Linked DNA regions of Mus musculus: regions 1, 2 and 4 are each linked to region 3. The links are chromatin loops, found by intact Hi-C in ENCODE. Cell type or tissue: left cerebral cortex. All regions are shown on one strand. Links, peaks and the distances in the headings refer to the core of each region. The heading gives the core; the rest is flanking DNA. Region 1 holds the start of Gm36570 (a long non-coding RNA gene). Region 2 has its middle 23 kb from the start of Gm36631. Region 3 holds the start of Atp11c (ATPase, class VI, type 11C). Region 4 overlaps Gm36570 (a long non-coding RNA gene).

Region 1 (5,464 bases), core at 232-5,231, 1.2 Mb before region 3:
CGCAATGTATACATAAGCATGCATGGTCAAGTAGAGATGCTCAGGACCTCTTGCAGTTTGCAAATGGCACTTCTCAAGACAAACTGAACAAGACCTCAGTACCAGTAACCTCACAGCAACCGCACAAGGGCTGTCTATGTCCCTGAGCCTTTCCACCTCTCGCTTCCTTGAACTACACAAATACTTTGCATTGTTTTGACCAAAGAATAGACCAAGGATTTAATCTGAAGTATATTTTTGTGAACAATTTATTTTCTAGACATTTATCCTCTGAAGCCATTTCTCACTTTCAAGAAAAGTCAAAGGTATCTATGTTTGAATCAGCACCTTCCATAACTCATTTTTATTGATGATTGTTTTATAGCTAAAACATGAAAAGAATCTTAAAATGTGAAATATGTACTTAGGTAACTGACCATATTACAGGTTTCTTCAGTTTTCCCATATTCCCTATGCACTTTTGTGTTTACGTAGTAATCCTGCTATTCATATATTGTCTATTTACCGAGAGGATATTGGATCTCAAGTCGAGTTCTAGGCACTAAGAACATTAAAACAGGTATTCAATTTTTGTGTCAGCATGTCTTGAATTTTTGTCATTTTCAAAAGCTAAATGCTGGACGGACGGATATCTTTTCTTTTTCCCCTTACTGTGACATAGCCCCTATGATAGCTTATCTCAATTGGTAACTTGATCTGATTGATGCCCAGGAGATGAGGAAAAGCAAACGTGTGCATGGATACCTGAGGGCACTTCTAGATGTGACTGGATATAAAGGGGCCTCTGAACTGATGCTTGACTTAGTCTACTAATGAATCAATAATATGATGACGCTATTGGGAAATGAAAGGTAACAGCTGAGGGCTACTTAGAGGAAGTAGGTAACAGGAGAGATACCCTGGGGAAATTTGTTTTTTGTCCCCTCCCTGCTTCTCTCCTTCTGCCTACTGATTAGCATGTGATAAACAGAGCTGTTCCACCATGTCCCCTCTGCCTTGAGGTTCTTCTGCCTCACTTCTGGCTGAGAGTGTTGAAACCAGTCAGCCATGGACTGAACTCAGGAGTCCATATTCTACCTCCTTTAAGTTATTTCTTTCCTGTATTTGTAACAACAGTGAGAGCTGGAGCAGCCAGCTGCTTATTGGAGAAGGGAGGCACCGTCAGTGACTTAGTTTCAATTATCAGATAAGAATATAGCTATAGCGAATGTGTGAGGATTTCTTATGTTGTGGAAATGGTGGCACAGTTCTGGAAGTGCTTTTCTATTTTGATACTTAGGATTTGTAGAGTGCAGCCATCAGGGCATATCTGCTTATCACGCCAGTGCCTATTTGTATGCATGAGTTTCAAGAGCTGACTTCAGTCAAAAATAGACAATGCCAAACTAAAGCTCCTGGAACGTTTGAGTTGCATATACGAATTCTATAATCCTACCAAGCTTTCTATTTCTGTAGCCAAATATGGGCACCGTTGGAATTCAAGACTAACGTCTGTGAATATAAATTTTTCTTTCATGAAATGCTCAGGTTAAGGTGAGAGCCAATGTCAGTGATGTATATGGAAACAGGTTTGGGTATAACCTGGCTGACAGCACTATCCAGTTAACAAGAATAGTTTAGTCCATTAAATAACAGCAAGCAGGGCTGCAGCGGTGACTCCGTGGATAAGAGCATTCAGTGCTCTTTGTAGAAGAGTTTAGTTCCTAGTTCCCACACCAGGTGGCTCACAACTACCAGGAATACAGCTCTAGGAGCATTTGGCAACTCTGGCCTCCATAGGTACATATGCACAAACACATAATTAAAAAACATAAAATACACCCAAAATTATAGTAGCAGTCTTACAGACTAAGACTATCAGATCCTCCTAGCCTTCAAATCGTACACTTGTGTCATACTGTAAGGTATAAGGAAAGGAGAAAAATACTATATATATGGGGATGAGGAAGGACAAAATGCAGGTAATGGCAGGAGTTATGAAAGAGGATATAAAGCTCCTTTTCTTTCTAGGTTTAATCTGTCATGGATTTTTTGGGTGGTTAATAAGTGCATAAAATTAACTCAATATAAAAAATGTGTAAAATTCCACATGAAGCTACACAGCCTTGTTCCTAATGCCTGTTCCAACTGTAGAGAAGTTCACTGAGTTCTATAGCCTTTGGGTCTGGTTTACTTTGGTTTGTGATGTTTTTATTTATTTGGAAGTTTTTAAAAATAATAAGTTTTATAAAATTAAAAGAATAAATGCACTAGCTACATGCTAGTGCATGCTCACCTTATTTTAACTTTTGTACAATTTCTTTATGCTAAATACCTATTTTTTTTTCTTGGCAGTTACAAGTTTGGGTACATACCAGGCACAGCATATCTACCTACATATGGTACTAATGTGGAAACAAATGGAAATGTAATTGAGGAAAATACGTAATAAAAAAAAAAGATGAAAACTAAAAAAAAAAAAAAAAAAAAGAAGAAGCATTCAGTTAACACTATGGTACTTTGTATTTAATTGCCCTGTGCCTATTCATACTTTGACATCCTAAGTTCCAATATCTTAGAATGCCATTGTGTTTGAAGATAGGCCTTTTTCAGATGACTGGGTTAAAATGGGGTTATTAGGTTGGGCCTTAAGCCAATTTGATTGGAGTTCTAAGAAGAGATCAGCATGTGCAAAGATTGGGAATGTGTCAAAGCCATACAATGAACCGGCCTCTGTCCACCCTGGAAATCTCAGAGGCATCCACGCCTATTGGCACTCTGATCTTCTACTTTTAGCCTCTAGAACTGTTAAAGACATTATGGTTGCACCAGCAAACAAACACTTCTCCTCCTTTATAGAACTTGTGCTACACATTCCTGGCAGACCAGAGAAAAGAGAAGGCAGCTGAAAGTCACAGATTCTTGAAGCCCTGGGCAGCTTCTCCTTTCCTCCAGCTGTGCAGTCAAATTTCAAGCTGGATAAGCCAATTCAGCCAGTGCAGCAGCTGTGTAGGGGGCAGGGAGAGCATTACTGTTTGAAGCTGGCCTGCTATAGTATGCTGGTTATTAGCAGGCAGGTTCCTGGAGATGGCAGCATCGGCTAATGATTATTCTTTCAGGCAGCCTGACTGCCGTTTTTTGTTTCTTCCTGAACAATTTGCAGCAAAGAAGGGACACAGGATGCTCCAGGAAAGAAGAAAAAAAAAAAAGCAGGGACTCTTGCCAGGGCCATATGCTTCTAGCTAGAATGGGGAAAGCTTTAAAAGAGAACCACTTTCTCTTAGTTAATTGCAATCCCCTTGTTTCAACCTTTTGGCAAGAGAAGCCTTCCTGCAAGCCAGGCTGCCTGGGGTAGTTACATCATTGCATTGCTCAGTCTGGCTTGCAAATTCCTCCTTCTTGCTGCACTGTTGAAGTCAGTCTTGCCCCACCCCCATTCGTCTTCTTCCCTCTGTGACTCCACCTCAAATGACCAAGCATGACTATTTCTAGCTCTGGGTTAGTGCTCCCTTTGTCTACTCCACAGTCCATTTGGAACGGCCTCCTGCTCTTTGTCTCATCCATGTCTTTTACCTTCTTCCAGGATGAATTTTGTCCCCTGAAGGCTTTTTTTCATGGACTCTAAAATGCAGTAAGTTTGTTCCCTGCGTGATGCAGTATACCCTAGAGACACAGCAGAGCTCTACGCAAATTGCTGCTACAGAAGCACAGAAGAGAAGGGGCAGAAAGAAGTGAGTTCAGTGCAATCTGCATGCCTGTTGTGACACTGACTGCATGGCATCTAATCACATGCTGTTGGAGGAACATGTATGGAACCACTGACTCTTGGGCCATACTGCATGATAGTTACTGCTTTTCTAACTCTGCCCACTTTATCCCGTTCACTGCCCTCCCTCATCACTTGAACTTTATGTACAGTGTTGGCCTCTAAGTATTTTTGCAAGATGCTTGTGATGCTCCGAATTTCATAGACATTGAGCATACATTCATGGTGGGTGAATTTATATACAGTATAACACCTCAGCAAATTTATTCTCTCTTGCTCTCTCTCACTTTCTTGTTTTTGCTCTCTTCCCTTCTCCAATTTTTTTAAAAAGACAAATTCTTACTCCACAGTCAAATCTGATCTAGAACTCACTGTATAGTCTAGGCTGGCTTCAAACTCACAACAGTCCTACTGCCTACTGAGTGCTGGCAGTATGGTATGAACTACAATACCTGGCTTACCTCAATACACTTCTGAGAAAACCTACAAATCAGTATTTTCTCTTTTTCTACTATTAACACCATGTCATTTGGAGACTTATTTTCTGTAAATTGGACCTACTGTGCCTAGAAATGTGTCTGAGGTAAGAGACTTGGCAATGACTCTACTAGCCATGACAAAAAAGAGCACAGGAAAAAATGGTCTAACATAGGACTGCAGACATGAAAGCATTTAGACTAATGAGGACACAGTGTACTGAGGACTACAGTGAGAAATGAGCAAGGAAATGGGGGCGGGGTAGACTGAGAACCAAAAGGGAGTAAGGAGCAAGGACCATTTACTGAGTGGCTACCATATACCAGCCATATATCATGGTTGTCTAATTCAGTTCTTTTAGCATCCCTATGACACAAGGTTTCTTATCACACTCCTCTCTGAAATGATTGAAGCAAAGTTAATTGACTTGTCCAAAACTGGACAAAGAAACAAAGAAAATGAGAGTCAAGAGCTCAGGTCAGTTGTACTCCAGAGATTATTAGCAACTGTGTTGAACTGGCAGGTCTCACATTCTGTATATGCCTGCATTGTGTGCTCACATTCGTTCTCAGTACGAACGAAGAGTTATTCCAAGTCCTTTCGGAAGTGAAGGAACAAGCATAAGCAAGAACAATCCATAAACACCACAAATATCACCGAATTTCCTTCCAGCACAGTTCCAGGGCTTAGTATCCCTTGCTGCATGTACAAGGAGGAACATGCCCCACAGGAGAGAAAGATGCCTGGCTTGCTTTGCCATATCACATATCATGGCTCCTGGCTCAAGACACATAGCTCTAGTCCAGCTCTGGGGATGTTATATTCTCTCCTAGTGAACACTAACTTTTCTGTACACAGTCTATTCCAGGCACAGCCTAAACAGGGGAGGATGGAAATAATCTTACCACTTTGGCCTGACTTGACCAATGATACATAAACTTGGTCCCCAGGATCCACTCACTCACATCCTTTCCTCCCATCTCCTCCTCTCCTTTCCTTCCCTCTCCTATCACCCCTTCTACCCTCTTCTTTCTTCTCCTCCCCACCCCTCTCCTAGATTCCCTTCCCCTCCCCTTCTCCCTTCCCTTTCTCCCCTCCCTTCCCCTCCTCCCCTCTATTATCTTTTCTCTTGCCTGCTCTCCCTCAGTATTTCTAGTCCATGAGAACAAGAAGTGACAAAGGTACCTCATGTTTCTCTTCCCATTCAGGTAATCCCAGGCAGTTTGTTGGTTCTCTCTTCTT
Region 2 (5,464 bases), core at 250-5,249, 840 kb before region 3:
ATACATGTTATGCAGTTTTCTTCCCTGAGATGGAAATAAATGTATCCTCTTGTTCAAGAACTATATGACCTAAACAATGCATATATATAACCATTTTAAATTGTGTGCAAAGCATAAATCAGTACAAAAAGGTGAATAGCTATACAAGAGACCCTTGTAATTAATTTTCAAACAGAATCAAGTATGCTACCCTGCATTCTCCCAAAGAGAAAAGTCTAGCCTACTTGGTTACAGTTTTGAAAGAATTATCAAAGTTTTTCAGCCCTGGAGTTAGGGATTTGCTTGTGGTGGTTGAGTTTTGTTTTTAATTTTAAAGAGAGTTGTTTGTTTTTAAGACAAACTTTCAGCTTGTGAGACAGACTAGCCTTAAACCTGACTCAGTTTCTGGAGTACTGAGATTACAATATCACTACACCCAGCCCAAACCACGTTTTATTCGGTAGTACAAAATAAGTTACTGATTACTTACTATGTGTGTTTTAGAAAGTGTAGAAATGTGGTACTCTATAATAATCTTCAATGTAGTGATGATAGGCTGTGGGCATGCGCCCCAAATGATAGGGTGGGAGGATGAATTTAAATGAGCAGTAGGCTGCAAAACAGATTATGAAGTTCATTCAAGCTGTTACTAAATTATTTGACTTGATTCAATCATTTGTCACAGCATCATTCAAAACTAAATGTATTTTGAAATGTCTATTAAATATTTGATCCCATAGTTTGCTATGTTACAAACACTATGCTAATGAACACCTGAGCTTTGAAAACAGCAAATGTGACCTATATATAGGACATTACAAATAACCAAACCTCCTAAGAATGTAAATATTTTTATTGGTTAAAATATTGAATAGGTCAGGTATTATTTGTTTCCAACATTATCTTAGTCATATATGATACTTGAAAGGAGAAAAAAAGCTACTGCATACTTGACAGTCACTACTTTGAGCAAGCTCTAAAGTCTAAGGCCAACAGCACAGCTGAAAGGGCAATCTTGCTTTTAACTAGGAGAAAATCCCCATTTCCTCATGTAAGTAAACTCCCTTCTTAAAAGTTGCCCTATTAAATTAACTTATTCTAATTCCAGCCATAATTCTAAGGCTAACTCTACAACTCTCTAACAGATGCATGTGGTTTCAAATGTGAAGAGTCAACATAAGAAAATGTCATGACTTATGCTAGTAAAAAAAAAAAAAATCATTATTGAGTTACAGAGACCTGTGCTCCTGTGTCCAGACTTGTTAATCTATTCTGAACAATTGCAAGTTAGAGACCTAAAACAGCAAGTCATTTTCTGTGAATTCATTTGGCTCAGGGTCCCTCCAAGGAAGACTGAAATGAACCCTGATTACCTCCTGATGGAAATCAGAAACCAAAGTTCTGGCCAAAAAGTTGACACTATTGGAGGTTCAAGTGGGAAGGAGTTATCTTGATCAATCAGATGCTAAAACCTTTAGTTGCCTTACTTCTCTGAGCTCTAGGTAGAAAATGACACACAGGGGCAGGTATTGGGGTGTAGCTCAGTGATAAGGTGCTAGTCTCACATGTAAACTCCTCACCTATGATCTTCACCGTGTCAAAAAACAAAACAAAACAAAACAAAACAAGGCGTCTTAAGCCAATTTTTCTTATCGTATGAGGGTATCTTTGAGACCTGCCATAGTTAAGGAAGCCGTGGAAACATGTAAGGGCAGTTCTACCTTCACAGTTTATTGGAACAGCTAATGTGTGCTTCCCAAATGGCCACCTTGTCTAAGTGGGTCCCCAAATCTTCAGTTAACACCTCTGGCTCTTAGGACAGTAGACCTAACCATCCACAAATTCCCAGAGCCTTTAGTCAACCACATTGCTTAGTGGGAAAAGAAACACTTCCACTTAGAAAACAGGATAAAGACCCTGCTCTGAAGACTTTGACAACTTTCTGTGGCAGGTGGCTGGGGCGGGGGAGGTTGGGCGGAGCTGGCTCTGCCCTACAATCCCCTAAGAAAGCAAGCTCTGAAAGAAGCGAGGAGAGAAGAAAGGGGACTAGGGGAAAGAGTTGGAGAGAAAGGAGCCCTTGGGTGCATGGAAGGGTTAATTCTCCCCACCCCAGCGCACAATCAAAAAGGGCTGGATTTCCTCCAACTCCCCACTGTTGCAAACCCACGTTACCTGGAGTGAATTTCTGCATGTCAAGATACCTGTGGTCCTTAGGACCTAGCCCAAACCAGAGTCTACTGTGGCTATTTCAGACACTCATGCACCTGAGCCTTTGCTCACCACTCTTCCAGATCTCTCCCCTGTGCCTGTCTCTGTGTCCTAATCCTCATGACTGCAGTCTCCAGTTTACACATCCCTTCTAAGCTGTGTCCTGAGCAAGGCAAGCACTAGTACAAGCTGGTGGTGGCAGAGAACACCCCTTCCTTTTCTTGAGTTCTTCCCAGCCTGAGACCTGCTCTGCTGCATGTCCCCATCCTGCCTGCGGGAGGCCCCAGGCCGAGAAGTACACTCTAGGGGACCTGGGACCAGGAGCCTTGGGCCAGGTGGCTATATCCCAGGGAGCTGAGGAAATGAATTATGCCCTCCTGCAGAGGCCCACTCCCACTAGGCACCAGTGGCAAGGGGACAACAGCCTTTGTTCTCCCGGGGCTTGGCAAGGCTGCGCTACTGAGGCGCAACACGGGCGGCGCCAGGGTATCCAGATTGCTCACTTTTGCACGCGGCATGTCAAAAGGTGCACGTTCCTGTCTTCTGCTTTAAGTGCAGTGGGTAGGAAGTTGGGGGGTAAGGGGCGTGAGGTGAGAAGTATGGGGGAAGGGTTCTGCATATGGGCCAGGCTCTTTGTTTGCATTTGAGGGCACGGCGAGGTGGGTTGAACGTGGGTCTGTGCCTGGGTCCTGAGAGTGGGACAAATTCCTGAGTATGTCACCATGTTGCACCGCGCAGCACACATATGCACACTCTCTGGAGCGTACACAAACACACATTATCACACACACACACAGAGACACACACACAGAGAGACACACACACAGCGTGAGAGAAAGATAGGGAGAGGGAGAGAGAGAGAGAGAGAGAGAGAGAGAGAGAGAGAGAGAGAGAGAGAGAGAGAGAGAGAGAGAGAGAGAGAGATATGTCCAGTCAATAGCAGGCAGCTCTGTTCCCTGCGCTCCAGGCTGCTGCAGCTTCGTCTGCCCGCAGCGCGTCCACCATGCGTTCAGAGGGGCAGTGGAAGAGACTGGAGGCTCTGGAGGAGCTACAGTTCCGCCAGGATGGAGGGAAAGTGGTGCAAACCCACACTCCCCCAGAAGCCTAGACCTCCGGGGTTTGCCCGGGGTCGCAGAGGTCATGGGCACCTTAGGGTCTAGCACAGAGACTAGGAGCCACTGGGCGGCGCGCACACAAGGGGGCGAGGGCAACCTAGCGAAGGGAAGGAGGCGGACTTCTCGGTGGGCTTACCCTTAGAAGCATCTTTCTCCTCTTTGGGCTTGGTCACCTTTCCACTCATAGATCCCAGCTTGCTTGACAAGATTCGTCCAGGAGAAGGAAGTCCTCGCCGAGCTGGCTGGACTTGCGAGAGCGCTTAGGGCGGCAAGTCGCGACCGCGAGCTCTCAGTGTGGCTCCGGGCGGAATCCGCTTTTTCCCCCGCTGCCGCTGCTGTCGCCGCCTGCGAAAGAGTGGGGAGGAAAAGAGAGGGGTGAAGGAGGAGCCGCCGCCCGAGCCTGAGCGGCCGGCCGCGGGAGGAGCCGCTCGCCGCGCTCCAGAAGTGCAGAGACAAAGCGGGGCGGCCGCTCCAGCGCCCCGCCGCTCCTACCCGCCCTCGGAGAGCCGCGCTCAGGAATCTCGGGGCACCCGGGAGGCGCAGCCGGGACTTCCCGGCTTCGCCGCCGGCCTGCCGGGGCTCTGTGCGGGTCGCTCGCTCCACGGGCGCCGACCACGCCGGGAGTTGCCTGGGTGTTCTGCCCAAGCTCTACTGGGTAGCTTTTCCCCGCCTCTCCCAATCTGCTGAGCCGCCAACTCAATCAAAATAAAACACCGAGGAAGGTTTTTAAAAAAATCAAAACAAAGACGAAAATATTCACTTAAAAATAACGAGCCTCCCCGAAAGGGAAATGTTTGAACATGTGATGAGCAACGTGTGAGCCTGTTACACCGCAGAGCCGCGCAGCTTCTCGCCCGCGGGGATTCGGAAAGGGAGGTTCGCTCCTTTCTATTTAGTCCGTTTTCAGATTCCTGTCTTTTGGCCAAAAGAGGGGCCCGGAGTTGCTGGCCCGCAGAGAAGCGGGAAGCGAAAACCCTTACCTGTTTTCTCTCCCTACACCCACACCCCCTCGGAGCTCGCCTGCTCCCTCGCTGCCACTCTCCGGGCAAAGAACTCTCTGATCCCAGAGAGGCAGGAATCGGCACTGGGGTGCGTTCTATATAAACGACAAGGTGTGGGCACGCGGGGGGCGGGGGGCGGGGGGCGGGGGGGGGCAGCCGGCGAGGGCGGGGCCCCACAAAGCCGCCTGCCGGCTGTAGTAAAAACAGAGCTCGGCAGGGGCGCGCAGACGTCAGCTGCCGCCTTGCAAAAGCCTGGCAGCCTAGCGAAGTGCGGGCGATCTTGTCAGCGGGGTGTTCCCTATTTCCCCGGACAGGCAAGGTCCTCCAGTGCTGCCACAGCAGGTCTCTTGATCCGCTGTGAACAACGAAGCCAGGAGTCCCTAATCTCCACCCTCCTTACTCCCTAGACTTCCAGTGCTTGCCTTTCTGGCTCCACTGGTTGCCACCTACACTTTGGGGACTCCGCTGTTGGCAACTGCAGTGAGATCTGTCCTGGAGTCTGTGCCTCTTCACCTCTGGCCACCCGTCCAAGTTGAGACAGATTGGTTCTCCAAGAAGGGAGAAAGGGATCTGGCTTGCCAATGGGGCAGAGAGTGAAACTGACCTAGTGCTTGCTGCTTCCCACCCGCATCGCATCATACACCGGCCCCTTCTCCCTGGGCTGTAGTCCCCCACTGCTCAGGTTAGCCAACCTTCTGTAAAGTGAGGGGGGGGGGGCAAGTCTCTAGTGCAGTAGAAGAATAAGTAGGATGGCTTGTCTCCCAGGCTACACTTGTAACAATCCATGAAAGATCCCTGAGAGTTAGAACTCAAAGAAAAAACGGCTCCAAAACCAGAAGTTATGTACGGGATATAAGGCAAAGAAGTCAAGGACTAGAAAAGGAGTGATGAGAAGCTCAGCAATCAGTGCCTGGATGTTTGCAAACCTTTCCCCTCACACTGTCCTTTCTGTCAGTGCGGACCGATGGGTGCTGTTAAGGAGTAAAGAGACTGAGGGCATGGCTTAGTTCACAGAGCCCTCAACCCAGTCACCAAAATATACGTTCCAGGACAGCCAGGGCTACACAGAAAAACCCTGTCTCGAAAAACCGAAGGAAAAAAAAAATACACTGTATCCTAACAATAGAGATGTGCTAGTGAGCCCCAAGCAGAAAAGCCATT
Region 3 (5,464 bases), core at 262-5,261:
AAGCTCCCTTTAGCATGAGCAAAAGTGAGTCTCTGCAGAAATCTTGGGAGAGATGCAGAGTATCAGCAGGCTGGCACCTCAACAGCCACTGCAAATTCTACTGCATGCCCTAGCTTTGTGGGCCAGCACTGCTTACTTTTTACAGATACAATGCAGAGCACTCTTAGCAAAAGAACACCAAATGGGAAGTGCTTTTGGGTCAACACCGTTTGTTTAATTCCAAATGTCCAAAGTCTTCAAAAATGGGATGTCAGCATCTTTACTTTATGAATTTAATATGACCCAGAGAGCAGCTAGTGTCTAACATATGAGTGTCATGTGGAAAGGCTACCCTTTTGCTGAGCACTACAATTAGCTTTCGTGTCGCCTTTCCCTTTTTATCGCCCCAAAACAACACTTCCAAATCACGAGAGCCTATGTGAAACAGAACTAGGAGGTACAATGCTCTTTTACAGTCTCAGGCGAAATGTGAGAACAAATGTTAGTCACTTGCTTCAGCAAAGCATCCAACACAATCCACTGCCCATGGCTCTTGAGATCCTGCATGTACACACCGTTTCCTGCTCAGTGCCACAGGTAATAATTACCTCCACCTCCCTTTGCATGTTTCTGAGTGAAACAGACATCTGGCAAAACCTAAAAAGTATTAGTATACTGATATCCTAAAAGGGGATGCCTTAAGTGTGATTAAGCAGGGGACATTTGTGAAAGTTTCAGATATGGGGGGTGGGAAATGACAGCAAATTGTTCTGACCTATGAAAAATATGTCAGCAATGATTTAATTAGAAATGACTCCACAAAGTTACCAAATTGTCAAGTCCTTAAGTCTATCCTAAGACGGAATGGGGAAGCATTCTGCATTCTCCCCCTTAACTACAGGGAAAAAAATAAAAATTTTAGGATGATGGCTTTCTTTAATATCCGTGGCAGAAATAAAATCCTATTCCCTGACACCTCTTCTGGAAATTAGGGGAGTTGCTACAAACATCCTTTAAGTAAACTGCTCTACTTTACTCAGTTCTTAACATACCCTCTGAGTAAACAGGTTAATCCAAAAAGTCAATAGCAGCCAGAAATCGCTCCCTCCCAATCCCGTGCCACACTCCCCACAGAAATACAATTCCCTTTTCTGGGGGGCTTTAGAGGCGTGGAGAAGGTGGTCGGAGGAGTTCAGCTGCCGGGTGGATTCCAAGCCTGGAGCAGAGGGTGCTGCTCTGCGAGGCTTGAGCCCCAGGGTCTGTAAAGCTGGAACAGGCTCCCGCCGTCGCTGCTGGCCCCAGCCCATCGTGCCCACAGCCCTCGCTCTTTCTGTCACCCTCAAGGTGAGCTTGGAGGCTGAGTCCTCAAAGTTTGCCCAGTCTCTGGTCATCGGCCATGGCCCGGGCGAGGCTGAGCCCTGGTTTAGCCTCCGCTTCTCTCAGCCCCCTAGCTCTTCTTTTGGGCCACAGTGACAGGTCTAGGTTTACCTCCACGTGCTCGTGGCAGAGGAAACAAAAGAAAGCTTCCTCCCCGATAATTCAACGCCATCTTCCACTAATTGGGAAACTGAGCCCCCCGCCCCGGGGAGCCCCCCGCCCCGAGTTCCGCGCGTCTGTCACTCCGAGGCGATTCCCCAGGCTGGAGGCAGAGTTCCTCAGAGCCTCGGGGAACCTCAGCTGAAATGTCCCGGGGCAGGGGTGGGACGCCCGAGAGCCCCACCTGCCTCCCCACCCAGGCCACCCGGGGCGCCGGGTTTCCGCTAAAACGCAGAGGCGGGGGAGGGGGCTGGCGCGTCCCGCTCGTCCCCTCGCCCAGAGACTGCGAAGGAGCGGCGGGGGGCCAGCGAGCGGGCCACCGGGGTACGCGTGGAGCCGCGGCCAGTGTACTCACCAAACGGTTGAGGGTCCGGCGGAACATCGCGTCCGAGGCTGCGGGGTGCCAGGCTGGGCTCCGCTGGGCTGTCTGGGAAGGCGCCGTCCACAAAACACACTGCGGCGTGGGCCCGCGGCGCAAAGCGGACAGCTAGCTCGCCTGCCCTGTCGCCAGCCCGCTGCCGCCTGCCCTCCTGCCGCCTGCCCTCCTCGCCTCTGCGCGCCCCCGCCCCCGGCCGCCCAACCGCCCGCCCGCCCGCGCGCTCGCCGCCCCGCCCCGCCCCGCCCTCCCCGCGACCCGCCCCCAGCCCCGGCCCGCCCGCCTCGGGGGCGGCGGCCCCGTCGCTCCCCTTATCTGGCCCCAGCACCGCCCCGCGCTCCCGCCGCAGCCCGCCTCGCAGCGAGCCCGGCGCGCGGGGGAGGGATGGCGGACCGGCCGCTGCTCAGCCTGGCTCCCCGTCAGCGCCCGCCTCGGCACCCCGCGCCTCACGCTCGTCCTGCCGCTAAGCCCCCGGCCGAGTCCCCACTCGCCCGCTTCAGCGGTCGCCCGTCTCGGGCGTCCCCGCGCCTCGCCTGGCAGGACTCCCAGGGGTCTGTGAGGAGCCACGGTCTCCCTCACCCCGGCCCTAACTCGTCCGTTGGCGCCGCTTCGCTCGCAGTCCTTCCTCGGCCCCGCGCTTTCGCCCGCCCAGCACTTCTGGCTGAGGAGAGCCTCGGTGCGGCCCGCCTCGAGGCTTCCAGGCGTGCCCGCTTCCTGCCCGGGAGTGGCCGCTCTCTGAGGGACGACTCGGGACGAGCCGGGGACTAAGGGGACCCTGGCGCGGGCGGGCGGGCGCGGCGCGGGCGGCTGGAGTAGTTACAAAAGCCGCCCCCTCCAGGCGTCCCTCTTGGGTCCCACCTAAGCCGTCTTCACCTCGCAGTTGGGGTTGGGGCTTTGGGGCTTTGCGTTCCCTGTCGTCTGACTACCCCACCTAAGCCCGCTTACTTCCACTTTCTCTAGGAGGTTGTAAAGTCGGGCTTTGTGTCGTTGGTGCTGCGCAGCGGGGCGGGATTTCCCTGCCACCCTCTCCTTGATCGCCCGCCCTTTTCCACGCTCCTGGGGCACCCTGGGAGTTGTAGTCCAAGGGTTCGCTTGGACTGATATTGTGGGCTGGGAGCTCCCCCATATGCACGGCTCCAGTCAGTTCACAGGGTTGCAGAGGGAAGCTGCCCGAGGTTCTCCCTACCAGCTGCGTGCAGAAATCAGAAACACTGGGTAGATTCTTAGCTGTGGGAAATGTGATGAGGATAAATTACATAAAGCCCCGAATGCTGAAAGACTTTCCCAGAACTCAACATTTACGCCACAAGAAATCTTGCACGCCCTCAACTTGCTAACTTAACATTTGCATTTACAAAAGTTTAAAACTTAAAAATGAAAGCTTGGTCAAGTATTCCCTTGAACCTGGACAGTTCTCTCTGCTCCCACCCTTTTTTTCCACTACCTTCTGAGACCCGGCCCTAGGCTGTGAGCTGAGAACTTTCAAATTCTTCTATAAACATGTTGAAGAAGTAGGTAAAGGGAGCTCTTCTCTACGGAGAGGCGAGTTCTCTCAACAACCTGGAAAGGTTGGGCTCAGCTATTCCCTCGACCTAATGTGAACTCCTGAAGGGCTTTTATTGTGAGGCGGCTAGGGCACTACCACATTTTACCCCTTGAAGGATAGTTTGATTTCAGCATTTACTTGGGTGTTTTTTTTTTATTTGTGTGTTTGTTTGTTTCCTAGAAACTGGAAACAGCAATGTGTTAAAAGACCTCCCTAGTAGGCCGAAGTGAAGTTACAAACTACAAACACATAAAACCTACACATTTGAATGTAATGATTTCTAATGTCAAAGGAAACAGGGGAGAGGATAATGTCTTTACAAAGGATCCGGGGAAACTCCTGAAAACCATGCAATTTTCACTGGGCGAGACCTATAAACAGAGCTGCAGGAGATTAACCCAGGCCTAGGAATGTGGGAAGGCTTTGGAGGAGCCCAGGGAACAAAGTCCTGGGTAGAGAAGGAGAGGTCAGTTGAAAAGTACAGGGCAACCTACGAAAAAGAACACAGCCACTCTGTCAAGGCAGGAACCAGGACACATGTGGGCGGGGCATTACAAATGAAAGCTAAACCCCTAAGCAGCCATAGAAACAAGCTATGAAGTTTGACCTTGTTTCTGTGGTCAAGGAGGAGCCCAAGCACAATAAAGTGCAAATGCAAGAGATTGAAATTAGTTCCTGAAAGGTCCTAACTGCCTAGAGGGAAAGTCCAGCATTTCTACTTTCCCTACTATGACTCTCCGTTGCCTTACACTTAGGTGTGCCTAACGATTTGTAAGAAATCCTACATTTGTAGTAATTGGATATTAGGACACTTAATCGTACAACACAGATCTAAACTTGTGCTCTCTACTCCAAGGAATTGCTTTTAAGTAAAGTTGGTTTTTTTCCTGACTTTTATTGAACACAGAAACTATCTTAATTTCATTTATTAATTATTTGTTGAATAACTTTTATGTGAGGAACACTATTCTTAATACTGGAATGGGGAACTGAAGGAAGTTATTGCCACTCAGTAATGTGCCCAGCAAAAATGAAGATATTCTGAAGAGACACTCAGATCTCTCAGTCTGACTATATATCACATTGTTGAAACAATAGATCCCAATGGAATGGGAATTTACAAGGGAATCCCACACTTAGTGAAGGAAAAGCTTCCTGCCAGAGAGGGGAACTTGTCCGGAGAAGAGATTTGACACGTTTCTAACAATTTCTCAGACCATCTTACAATATGAGACGAAAGTCCAGACAATGGTGGCACTGGGTCAGTGTTAGGTGGGAGCACACTTTGCCGAGACTGTTTTTCTGCGCATGTCCTTTGGGGAGAGGTAGGGGAGGAGCTGCCGCTCGGTTTCTTTGCCCTTTATCAATGTGACCACTGTTTTACACTTTCGACTTGGCTCTTTTGATTGACTCCTTGAGGATGGATGGCCAGATCTGCCTTGAATCATAGATTGTAACCCCCAAGTTTGATAGCAATCCAGGAAGGAATATAGAATCTTTATCAACAATATGTAAACTTTTTGATAAAATAAGTAGTGGAAAACTATTTCAGACAGTTTGGGATGGAAGTTTTTAACTAGTAAATAATTTTTCCATATCTAGTTTTGTTAAGCAGATGGAAGAAAATATACTTATAGATTTATTCAGATAAACTTTTTAAAATGGACATTCAAAAAAACTTTTTTAAATTTTACCACATTTTAAAAGCAGTGATTTTAAGATCCATCGGGACGTAGTAAAAATTGTTGCTCACATTTCATTTGTTATTAGAATTCCACTGTCTTTCTGTTATTCTAATTTATTTCAACACAACGCCTTATACTCCTGAGTCCTGAATAATTTGCTTCACTATAAAAATGCAATTCCAAACCAATCAAACTGCGCTTACGAAAACATGAGATTTATGCAAAAGCAATTTTTCCATACCTCAAGCTCAACCTGAAATTAGAGTTGCTCATGCAAACATCCCATAGAGTCACTCCTTTGTGATTTTTTTTAAGACAGGAAGAAATTATTTTTGTTCTTTC
Region 4 (5,464 bases), core at 154-5,153, 1.2 Mb before region 3:
TACACATGCAATAATAAAATAAAATAAAATAATTCTTCAAAATGACATCAGGAAGGTTTTACTAAGTTCAATTATAAATAAGCTGAGGTGGAAATGCAGAGGTTTTTTGTTTGTTTGTTTGTTTGTTTTGTTTGCTATTCAAAAGCGGATTCCAATCACTACATTTTGAGTCAGAAACTTGATGCCTCAGACATATTGATTAACTATGATTTTAACCAAGCTATATGTAGTCTCTGACCTATTTAATGGATCATTACTTTGAAACACGTTAAAATTCATAAACTACTCCAGCTCCACATAGACCTTAGGTTAAGTTTGTGTGACCACTCCAATTATTAGATCTCAACTGAATCTACAAACACATTATTCTTTGAGGCTTTCTGACAGAACTAAATATAAAAGTATCTATAGGGGGCTCCAATAACAGTAGCAGAGAATATTATTTCTGCATCACTACCTGAAATAACTGCTTTGTTGTTTTAATTTCAAGTGAATGCTTTGTCTGTATTTTGGGGGAAAAAAAGGACATTTCTAAAAGAAAAAATACAGATGCGTTGAGACATAAAACAGGTAAATCATAGTTGTCACAGGAAATTAAAAGAAAGACCCACACAATAGGATGCAAGTCATTTCTCAAAGAGCCATGAACTCTCTAAGTCCCTCCATATAGTCTGTGCTGCACACTGTAGTGTGGCTGAAATCTGTCCCAGTGTACAGGACTGCTCTTCCCACTCAACCACATGCAGTCCTTGTAGAGAAACCTTGCGCTCACTTGGCTCCTAAAAACCAGAAAAGCAAATGCAGACTTCACTATGGATGAAATTGGTACATTTCCAACAGTTCAGTCAAGGGTATATTTTAAAACATTAAACACTAGTCATAAGAGCCCCATAGCCCAGGATCTTTGAAACACTGAAGTTGGATCTTGAGACTCATCTGACGACCAGTTCACAAAGCAGAGAACAGAGTGTTAGGAAACTTGGGCATTACAGCCAAAGTGAATTTTAACTGCATTTATTTGATAGTAGGTTACTTTTATAGTCTCAGTTCTTTGCTCTGAGGCTTTGGGAATATCACAATAATTAAATTCTGACTAATTCATTGGAAAATAGATGTCACAGAGGGGTGATATCACAGTTTGAGGACTCATAACACGTTGCAATGTCCAAATACCCACATCGCCAGATGATTCTCCATGCAAACAAGTACATTTTGGTGACTTTCTATAGCTTGTTCCATGTTCCTTCAGCTTTACCTTCACAAGCATGCACAGTAGCAAATTGGGATGATCCAGATCTTGCCTTACTCTTACGCACCGCTGACATGCAAGTCCCATAGATTCTAGAGACATGAGTCTCACTTCTATGTTCTCTCCTTTCAGTTTCCCATGCCTTTCCTGAAATTCCTGCCTCTGGTCCTGAATTTCAAGATGAGATAATCTAGTGGAAAGAAATAGGTAAGGGTGTTCTTACATATTCTACACAGTAACTGAGAAGAGCAGAAACTTAATTGGTCAAAATGTTGAAAAGGCAGAATAAACCTTGTGATTTAATTTGCACTACAAAGGCCCACTCAAATCCTGCCTTTGTAGTGACAGAAACCATGATGGCTGGTAGTGATGACAATGGTAATGAAGGTGCAAAGCTTACAAGGTGTCCACTATGTTTGAGGAGCTGCTACTCTAAGCTGTCTGTACATATCACTTCAGATGACATCAGTGGAATATGAATCCAGTTTACAGAGGAGGCAAGTGAGGCATAGGAAGTTAGAGCTCTCTGTCTCTTGCAGCTGGCAATAAATTCACACTCAAACAAACAAAACAGGCGCTGGCACCAGACTACTTGTTCTTAGCCACCAAACCAAACTCTTCATGCCACTGCATGAGACATTCTCCAAGAATACAGCAGCAGAGAGTGGAACAGAATGCATGTTGAGTTTCCATATTTAAATTGACAGGCAAGAAAATAAATACTGAAATTCTTGAATTTGAGAACCCTTTCTTATTTGTCTCATCAGCTACATAAATTAGCAGAGTCGTTCTTGTGGTGCTGGGGATCGAACTTGGGGCTTTGGACTTGCTAGCCAAACACTCTATGACTGAGCCACACATTCTCCCTTTACTTTTAGATATAAAGCCTGACTAATTAGCTCCAGTGTGCCTTGAGGTTGCCATGGAGCCCAGATTCATTTGAACTCATGGTTCTCTGCTTCTATCACCTAAATAGTAGGGTTAAAGGTAGAGATCATGTCTGGCTCCTGGGTTATATTTTTAACTTAAGTGATATGAACTATATATGATATGTGTGTGTAGTGCTTTATATTATCTTATATTGTTTTAAGTTAAAATTATCAGAAATTTTATTTACTCAATTTAATAGAAAATAAACAACTCTCACGAGCTCTAGAACTACCTATATTCTTTATGACCTTTAAATGATTTATTACTTTTTAGTAAATTAATCGTTATAAGAACTAAAAATACCAAGCTGGCATACTAAGAAAAGATGATAAGTTCCAAATAAGAAGGAGCTAGTCTGTCTTTGACATCTTAAATATTTTATTCTTCATTTTCCAAATCATCAATGAGCGATGACTCAGATGTATTACTAAGATGACATTTACCTTAACTAAATTTTCACCTGAATAATACCCTACTTCTAATTCATTAAGTCCACAGGTGGCTATCAAGAATTCCTTCCGGATTGAGTCTTGATGATGCACAGAAAACATTTAGCTGCTACTAGTGTTTTATTTTGGTTTTGGCTCCTAAATGGCAATAACAGATCATTCCACAAGATGGCACTCCTAATTCTTTGTATTTGTTTTCCATCATGATAAAAGCATCTATTCTTTCTAACAGCTACTGAAAAACTAGAACCATGATTTCTATTTCAGATTTCACTTTTTTCTGAGTGATCATATCAACATATATTAGACACCTGAAAATATTTTATTCTCTCCCAGGGTACGGGTATACGTTAGAGCATGGGTGTATGCTATGCTGTCTATGAGTTATGGGTGCCTATACTAGAAAGATACTCAACCTTTACTTTAAAAAATAAAGCAGAAACTTGTCCATAACACTGCAAGCAAGTAGAGCTCCAGTATGATGTATAATAGGCGTGTGCAGGTTAGGAGATCTTGGACACATCACCTTATGCCTGCCAGGGCTGTTTCATTGCAGTTTTGACATCTCCATACCCAATTAGCCCATACCAACACTGGCCACGTGTGCCTTCACCTTAAGCCATGTATATCAAAATTAAGAGATTAAGCTGAATTTATCAAATATCCCGAGGATAAAAGGAATTAAATTTAGAGAAACATTGATTGAATGCTATATACCATAAAGTTTGCTAGGCAGTTTGAAAAGTATATTTTCATCTAACATTATTAAGAATGTAGATAGCCAACACAAATGGATTCCATTTTCATCTGTATGTTTTCTGTTTCGTTTTGATATACTATGTCTTTTTGTTTGTGTGTTTTGATTTTATGTTTTGCTTTTGTTTGAGAGAATAAGACATTTGGGAAGAAATGAGAGATGGAAAAGAATAAGATCAAATTATATTATATGAAAACATTTCTAAACACAACATAATTTACAAACAGAAAGACTCATATGAGATGTTTTATGTCATAACAGATATACCTATTTATAGTCTAGTCTAGGCAGTTCTCAAATATTAAATAATTTCAATTAATCACCATGGCAATATTTTTACGTTATATATATACAATGAAAAAAAGGAATTTCAGAGTTCTCTCCTCTAGTAAATAACATAATTGAGATGCATACTATGGACATAAAATTCTAGATCTAAAATCCAATACTACAACTCTATTTCATGAATGCAAAATAAATTAGGAACATGAAACAAGAAAGTTCTTTAAGTTTCTGTTACTAAATCTAGATCGCTTTCTGAGTTGGTGTCTTTTCTCCTTCCTTCCCTTTGCTCTTCTCTGCCCTGAGTTATTTGCTCTTAGCTCTACTTAAGACCTCACTCATCTGTCTTCTCGTTTGTAGCTTCTTCCTTCATATTTAAAACAAAATCTGGATGGATATGGCAAATTTTCAGTTTGAAGACACTCAGCAGGTTCATGAACTGTGCACTACTAATTTGAAATAAAACATCAGTGATGTGGCTCGAGAAAGGGATGAGTGGTTAGAAAAAAAAAAAAGACCTTCTTAGATGACCAGTAACTTCATCAATTTATCACCACTAACCCAGTAGTATAAAAGACAACTGAAGAAATCTTACATACAGATAAGAAAGAGAACAGCAAACAGGAATGGTCAAGAAAGTATAAATGAAATAAAGAAATTCACATATGAAAGCTTGGAATTAATCAAGCATGTCCGACTGAGTAAACTAGGGAAGTTACAAGATTAAAAAGGGGAGAAAGGCTTTTTCTCCCTCTTTCCCTTCCTCATTTCCTCCTCCCTCTTTTTCCTTCCTTCCTTCCTTCCTTCCTTCCTTCCTTCCTTCCTTCCTTCCTTCCTTCCTTCCTTCCTTCCTTCCTTCCTCCCTCCCTCCCTCTCTCCCTCCCTCCCTCCCTTCCTCCCTCTCTCCCTCCCTCCCTTTCTTTCTTCCTTTCTTCCCTTTTTATTTTTTTCATGTGGTCTCAGTGTGTAGACCTGGCTGCGCAGAGCTCACTATGTAGACCAGCTGGCCTTAAACTCATAGTGATCTGCCTGCCTCTGCTTCCAACTGTTGGGATTAAAGGTTGCAAAGGCAGTGTTAACATCTGAACAACTGAAACCACATCAAGAAAAACTAAATTTTATCATCACGGTCCCAAAGGGTACCAGGGATTTAAGTCCTCAACAGATGGTTGTGAGAGAGAAAATTCTTGATAAGATATTTTAAATGTCTTGGGACAAAGGGGTTGGATACGCCCGCATTTGAGCTAAAAGAAATGCTCACTGAGAGGTATGAAGATAACTTTGGTCTCATGTATGATTTAAAGGATCAATGTGGAGAGTTACTGCCCCTTTTGTTTACTATCTGGCCATGAAAAAATTGAAGAAGATGAAACAATATCAAGTTGGAAAGGTGTGGAGGCGAGAGAGCTCAGCCATAGTCCAGGGCTACAGGGAGTTCTGTCACTGTGATTTTGACATTGCTGGTGAGTTTGACTCAATGATCCCTGATTCAGTGTCTGAAGATCATGTGTGAAGTCCTAAGTGGACTGAAACTGGGGGACTTTCTCATCAAGGTAAATGATTGTTGGGTTGTAGACAGGATGTTTGCTGTGGTGTTTCTGAAAGCAAGCTCTGTCCCATTTGCTCCTCAATGGACAAACTAGACAAGATGTCTTGGGAAGACATGAGGCATGAGATGGTGGCAAAGAAAGGCCTAGAGCCTGAGGTGGCCAATCGAACTAGGGACTACATCCAATATCCCTGGCAGAGGAGTTATTCAAGGATCCCAAATTATCCCAAAGCCAGCTGGCCTTGCAG

The links. A loop is a pair of places that touch in the nucleus more often than their neighbours do. Peaks named below come from ENCODE experiments on the same cell type or tissue, not always from the same donor. Only the 100,000 strongest peaks of a DNase experiment are listed, where the experiment ranks them.
Region 1: it touches region 3 in a loop (8-fold over the local background); 8 of 42 quality-filtered maps call a loop at or near these places.
Region 2: a loop joins it to region 3, with 7 times the contacts of the local background. A loop is called at or near these places in 4 of 42 quality-filtered maps.
Region 4: it touches region 3 in a loop (4-fold over the local background); 5 of 42 quality-filtered maps call a loop at or near these places.

Annotation. Positions count from the first base shown.
Region 1 is chrX:59,176,140-59,181,603 of GRCm38, forward strand. Gm36570 (a long non-coding RNA gene) reads left to right here and starts at 3,153. Exons shown (of 2, transcript XR_386938.3): 1 at 3,153-3,710. It also overlaps a transcript of Fgf13 not described here. In left cerebral cortex, for the core only: CTCF peaks have their summits at 1,731 and 3,072 (motif pointing right); DNase peaks (open chromatin) are centred at 1,350, 1,690 and 3,170.
Region 2 is chrX:59,563,702-59,569,165 of GRCm38, forward strand. It overlaps a transcript of Fgf13 not described here. Among named protein-coding and RNA genes, the nearest start is that of Gm36631, 23 kb to the right of the region's middle. In left cerebral cortex, for the core only: CTCF peaks have their summits at 2,488, 3,362 (motif pointing right) and 4,534; DNase peaks (open chromatin) are centred at 2,497, 2,644, 3,223, 3,489 and 4 more places; H3K4me3 peaks cover 2,302 bases; H3K27ac peaks cover 1,076 bases.
Region 3 is chrX:60,401,935-60,407,398 of GRCm38, forward strand. It overlaps Atp11c (ATPase, class VI, type 11C), which reads right to left and starts at 2,071. Exons shown (of 30, transcript NM_001037863.2): 1 at 1,871-2,071. The coding sequence starts at 1,897. In left cerebral cortex, for the core only: a CTCF peak has its summit at 3,022; DNase peaks (open chromatin) are centred at 358, 1,334, 1,772, 2,483 and 2 more places; H3K4me3 peaks cover 1,850 bases; H3K27ac peaks cover 881 bases.
Region 4 is chrX:59,191,562-59,197,025 of GRCm38, forward strand. It overlaps Gm36570 (a long non-coding RNA gene), which reads left to right. Exons shown (of 2, transcript XR_386938.3): 2 at 1-47. It also overlaps a transcript of Fgf13 not described here and the pseudogene Gm14890. Among named protein-coding and RNA genes, the nearest start is that of Gm36570, 15 kb to the left of the region's middle. In left cerebral cortex, for the core only: a CTCF peak has its summit at 2,789 (motif pointing right); a DNase peak (open chromatin) is centred at 2,773.